Regions from separate parts of the Homo sapiens genome. Here region 2 is linked to region 1. The links are chromatin loops, found by intact Hi-C in ENCODE. Cell type or tissue: ascending aorta. All regions are shown on one strand. Each heading gives the region's core, and the rest is flanking DNA. Links, peaks and the distances in the headings are about the cores only. Region 1 has its middle 13 kb from the start of MUSK. Region 2 overlaps LPAR1 (lysophosphatidic acid receptor 1).

The links. Peaks named below come from ENCODE experiments on the same cell type or tissue, not always from the same donor. Only the 100,000 strongest peaks of a DNase experiment are listed, where the experiment ranks them.
Region 2: it touches region 1 in a loop (5-fold over the local background); 2 of 110 quality-filtered maps call a loop at or near these places.

What each region holds. Positions count from the first base shown.
Region 1 is chr9:110,654,510-110,657,435 of GRCh38, forward strand. No RefSeq gene overlaps it. Among named protein-coding and RNA genes, the nearest start is that of MUSK, 13 kb to the right of the region's middle. In ascending aorta, for the core only: no CTCF peak of the experiment used is centred there; a DNase peak (open chromatin) is centred at 1,492; H3K4me3 peaks cover 453 bases; H3K27ac peaks cover 2,055 bases.
Region 2 is chr9:110,896,298-110,899,223 of GRCh38, forward strand. All of the region lies in intron 5 of LPAR1 (lysophosphatidic acid receptor 1), which reads right to left. Among named protein-coding and RNA genes, the nearest start is that of LPAR1, 140 kb to the right of the region's middle. In ascending aorta, for the core only: no CTCF peak of the experiment used is centred there; a DNase peak (open chromatin) is centred at 1,805; H3K27ac peaks cover 2,500 bases.

The DNA.
Region 1 (2,926 bases), core at 336-2,835:
TCCAGAATATGTTTTAACACAGTGCCCTGTGCAATCATCTTAGTTGTCACTCAAGGTAATTCCTGTTTGCCTTTCCTTGCCCCACCTTATTTTCTTGAAAAATAGAATGTACTAAAAAGGTGGGATTTGAATATCCCATCAATGGGGATGAACATTATAAAATATTACTCAATACATGGTATTGGAACAATTGATACTTTTAAAAAATGATGTCATGTTTCAAACTTTCATCATATGCTAAAAAATCAATTGAAACAATTAATGTAGATATAACAAACTTTTAGATGGTCTAGAAGAAGATATAGGTGATTATCTTTTCTTGAGATCCAGAGACCTTTTATGAACATATAAGCAGAGGCTAGCGAGAGGGCATACAGAAAATCTCTGGTAAATTAGGCTTCATAAAAGTTAAAATCTTCCTTCTTTCAATCATAAAAAGCAAATGGAACAAATGAGGAAAAGGTAGGCAGTGTATGTAATACTAAAAGTTCTTAATATATAGTGATTTTATAAATTAAATAAGAAAAAGCTATTCTAGGTGAAAAATGACTAAGAACAAAATCACACAATTTGAAAAAGAAGTATTAATGGTGAATATGCATACTACAAAAGGTTAAATCTGACACTAACACAAAATAACACAAGATAATTTTTTTCCTGTCAATTTATCATAGTTCAAAAATAACAATGTCATGATATAATGTACATTGTTGAAAATATCTGAAAGGAAATTTGGAAACACAGATCAAGAAACTCATAAATATTCACAGACTTTGATTCAGTAACTCCATTTCTATTTTCACCTGAATGCCATAGTTTGAGGATTGCATATGAAAAGAATGGATGAGATGTTGACATTTTCTTCCTAATGATTAGAAATTGGAAGTAACTAAAGTAGGTGATTACACAGATTAGAGTATACCTATATATTGGAAGAAAATGTATAATAACCAATTATAGTAAAATGTATAAAAATGTGCAATGTACATAAAATCCCATTTAACACATTTTCTATGTATATATGTAATATGAAAGAAGATGAGAAATAAATGCACAAACATGGTAATAATATTTGTTTCCTAAGTCTTGGCACTACTGAGAAATGATCGTTGTTTTTGTTTTTGTTGTTCTTAACCTTTTATGGTTCTTTTCTTCTTATTATTTTACAATAAACAACTGTAATCAGAAAAATATTTTTTAAAAAGAAAATGTGAGGGAACAAATAGTGCCTAAAAATCATATCAGTTTATTGCAGTCCCCAAGTATTTCCTAATCTGGAAAGATACAACCAACAACTGTTTCATTAGGCTATTGCCAAAGAAACATCTAAAAGTTACTTCACTGATGAAGACAGAAAACCACAGAAAATTTCTTCCTGGGTACATATTGTAATAACACATAAAAGCCTGTGTAAATCACAGCTCAAAATTACCAGGACTTTCCCTAGTCAACACAGTTCAATCCAGCCACTGCCCTGGGCTAACTTAGAGGAACCTCTAGTCTGGTCCGTAAGCCACACACCCAGGCTTTGAGAAAGGGCCAGAAACATAGCTGGTTTGCTTTCCTAATCCTGGTGATGACCAGGACGTTATAAAAATAAGTTTTATCTCTGGGTGTATATTTTTATTAAATTAAATCTCCTGAGAGCATCAGAGTTATGCATAGACCATATTTATTAATCTTGCATCAGCTCTAAGTGATTGTTTTAAAAATAGGCTATGAATAAATTGACACGTCATACTGATTCAGTCGTGCAGCATAGTTTTCCTAGCATAATTTGGTGCTGCTGAGCTTCTGGGGGACTACCCTGAAGGATTCTCTTTCCTGAGGTGATATATTTTGCAAAAGGGGAAAATTATTTTCCAGGTAGCCATGACATTAGCATTACACATTTCTGAGCCTTTATTTAGCCAGTATCGTCACTACAACTGTACTGCACTATTTATAGATGATGCTAGAAGATTCCGTTATTGTATTCAATCACACACAGAACCATTTTCATACTGCATGTGCCACTAGTAATTGTTGCTAGTTAAGGAGTAGGGAGAGTTGATTGTATTCATTTTCTTATCTTTCAATAACCTGGCAAGAAAGAGGAATAGAAATTTTGGGAAGAAATTTGCAAAGCTACTTTAAATATAGCGTTAGTAGTTTGAATACATTATGCTTTCATTTTCTGAAATAGGGATTCTGTAAGTGAAATTAAATCAAACTGAAATTAATAGATGCAGAGCTCTCCTAAGGACTTGTCATGTGAAATGTTGTCTATAACCCTTTTTTTTTGTGCTCATATCAACCCTTAAGTCTGCAATACGAATTACTGCTGTTAAGGTCACTATCTGGCCAAATCAGATGGATACTTCCCATATCTAGACCCCCTCACCCTCTCAGCAGCATTTAACCAATTTGATCTCTCTCTCTTTGGGAACTTCCTTCCCCTTCTTCTCACAAGAATGCACACACCTGGATTCCTCCAACTTCTCTGGCGATAGTTTCTTACTCTCTTTTGTTTTACTAACTTGCTCTTCTTCCTCAATACAGCCTCTATGGGTTGGTATTACTAAGGTAAAATCCTGGGCCCTTATTTTTGCTCCACCTATTTCATGACCACATGCTACCCCATGGTTAAACATCAACCTGCTGTAAACTCCCAAATTTATATTCAAGCCCAAACTTCTTTTCTGAGGTCCAGATGTAAACCTGACCTGCTTACTAGACATTTTGATTCAGATATCACAGAGGTATTCCAAACTTAACGTCTAAATTCAAAATCATGATTAAGAAACTTTTCCTCTTTAAGCTTTTTCTTTTCCAATTTTCTGCCTGTTAGATCACACCACACTGATTGTTATTTAGTCCAAAAATCTGGGCATCATTTTAATTCCTCTTTCCATCTCAACTAATCCCAACCTTCTAACATCCCAGA
Region 2 (2,926 bases), core at 280-2,779, 240 kb after region 1:
ATTCAGGTCATTTGTGGCCTTTTGATTTTTAACTATGTAAAGTTTTGAGGTGCAATTACATCTTTTAAATGCATTTATATGTTATCTCTTTATGATGCCTAATTAAATTTATCAGGGGCAACCCACACTTGAAACATTTAAAAGGCAACTCAGAATGTTTTTTATTTGCTTAGTCTGATTGTTACTGAATTACACCTTATTTTGTGTTTTGCACTTAAGTATTTGATTTTTAAGACATTCCCCATTGTACTACTCCATGGTATGATCTAGAAAGTAACCCTACACTTAAGTAGGCAAGAAAAACAAAGGAAAGGATCCACAAGAATAGTACACTAAGGATTACCCATAGTGAGGTTACTAGATTGAAGACTAGGATTTAAGCACCGTATGAACTTGTAATAAACACATAATACACTGAAGCATGACTTAAAATTTGGGAGGGGGTGAGTTAAGTGACTTGTATTTGAATATGCAACTATTTAGTGAAATCTTTTTTTTTTTTTTTTTTGAGATGGAGTCTTGCTCTGTTGCCCAGGCTGGAGTGCAGTGGCGTGATCTCAGCTCACTGCAAGCTCCGCCTCCCAGGTTCATGCCATTCTCCTGCCTCAGCCTCCCGAGTAGCTGGGACTACAGGCGCCTGCCACCACGCCTGGCTAATTTTTTGTATTTTTAGTAGAGATGGGGTTTCACCGTGTTAGCCAGGATGGTCTCGATCTCCTGACCTCATGATCTGCCCACCTCGGCCTCCCAAAGTGCTGAGATTACAGGCGTGATTTAGTGAACTCTTTAATCAGACAGAGAATTTTATTTTCCTGAATCCTGCCTTCCTACCTGACATAGTTTGGCTCTATGTTCCCATCTAAATCTCATCTTGCAGCTCCCATAATTCCCATGTGTTGCGGAAGGGACCCCATGGGAGATGACTGAATCATGGGGGAGGGTCTTGCCCGTGCTGTTCTCATGATAGCAAATGGGTCTCATGAGATCTGATTTAAAAACAGGAGTTTCTCTGCACAAGCTCTCTCTTTGCCTGCCGCCATCCATGTAAGATGTGACTTGCTCCTCCTTGCCTTCCTCCACGATTGTGTGGCCTCCCAGCCATGTTGAACCATAAGTCCAATAAACCTCTTTCTTTTGTAAATTGCTCAGTCTCGGGTATGTCTTTATCAGCAGTGTGAAAACAAACTAATACAGTACCTTTCAACCCCCTTAGCATGCTGGAAAAGTTCTTATGCATCAGAACTACAAACACATCTTATAGGGAGAAACTTTTGCATCCATTCATCTGTTTATCTGAATGTGGAACAGCATTTGGCTTCCTCTTCCATAAGTTAGAGGCATCTGTGTTCTTCAAATCATAGCATCCTTACTAAGCTCCATCACTCTGTCTTTGAAGATAAAACAACATAAGGTAAAAGGAAAAAGACAACTGGAGAACTAATTCTAGAAAGATAGGGAGAAACATTGAAAAGTAGAAAAAAATAACTAGATATAGACTAAAATAAGGCCTTTGATTTTTTTTTTTAATGAGCAGATATCTATACTACTGTTGTCAAGGATCATTGTCTCTGCATCACTTTGTATTGTTGAATTTTCATTATCTGGGGATTATTTCACAAGGGATACATAAAATCCTCAAACACAGAATTTCTGGAGGAAGGAAGAAAATATTTAATAGCAAAAACAGTGAGCTCAAGAAACCCTAGTAATTAGAATCATAGTCTTGACAAGTCAGATTTTCACTGGTCTTCAGATACGTATTTCAAGAGCTGAGAAAACTAGTGACTCATTTCTGTGACATTGGTGCCTCTGGGAATCCAGTGAAAGCCATGGCTCTATCCTGAAGGGTAAAAAGGACCTTAAAACAACACAATGCTTACAATTCCAAGCAATACAAACCAATATTTCTGGACCAAGTTATTTTTTCCAGTGCTAGTTTTGCTTTTAGAAATTTAAAAAATATGTGTCTGTTGGACTTTTCCCAGTAGCTTTGGAATTACAAAACTATTTTATCAGAGAATTAATATAACTTGGCACTTTTATTCATCTACATATGAAGTAAAAACTTTTTTATGTAGATTACCGTGTGCAAAGAAACATGAATTTAAATCTAACTTTTGTACTAGTATTGTAGTGACAGCTTCCATCCACCTACCCATCCTTTTCTCCAGACAGAAATAGTCTACAGAGAGTCAGTATGAAACTATAAGAACGCTATATTTAGAGTGGGAGAACCGGATTTAAAATGTTTCAAAAGTTGCAAGGCCCTCAAGGGTCATCGGGTTTACAGCACACGTTCACGAGATGAAGACAGCTATGTTTAAAAGCAAGCCTCCAATATTGTCCTTTCCACAAAACATGCAACGGTTTGATCTTTTGACTAGCACCAACTTCTCTAGGCCTCAAATTCCTCATCTACAAAATGAAGGAGATCACTTACAGCCTGAGAAATCTCTGGCTAACTAAACTAGAATTTTTAATTTGCTCCTTTTCTGTAGCAGTGAATTCTTATTTTTGCTGTAAGATGCAGTATTCATAAAATCAGGCCTTTCACGTAATGTGTGTCACCTTAACTCCAAAACATCCTATGAGTGTTTTCACTGCATTCGTGCAAAGAAAAAAAATGAGATAATTCCTTGTAGTTGTAACCATCATATAAAGTAACAGATTTTGATAAATACCAAAAACCTGATAATCCCCTTAGGTTCCTTGGACAAACATCGGCTAATTCTTTTTTAAAAATACAACACAAATTATTCCATTACACAAATGATTGCTCTGGAGAATTAATGTTAAGAATGGAATGTTAAGAATGGAAATACTGGCTACATTTTGTTACACATCAAGAATCAGAATATAGGATATTTAGGATGAGTTCTCTTCTTCACACTGTGAAATCATTAGGAAGCTTCAATTTACTATGAAA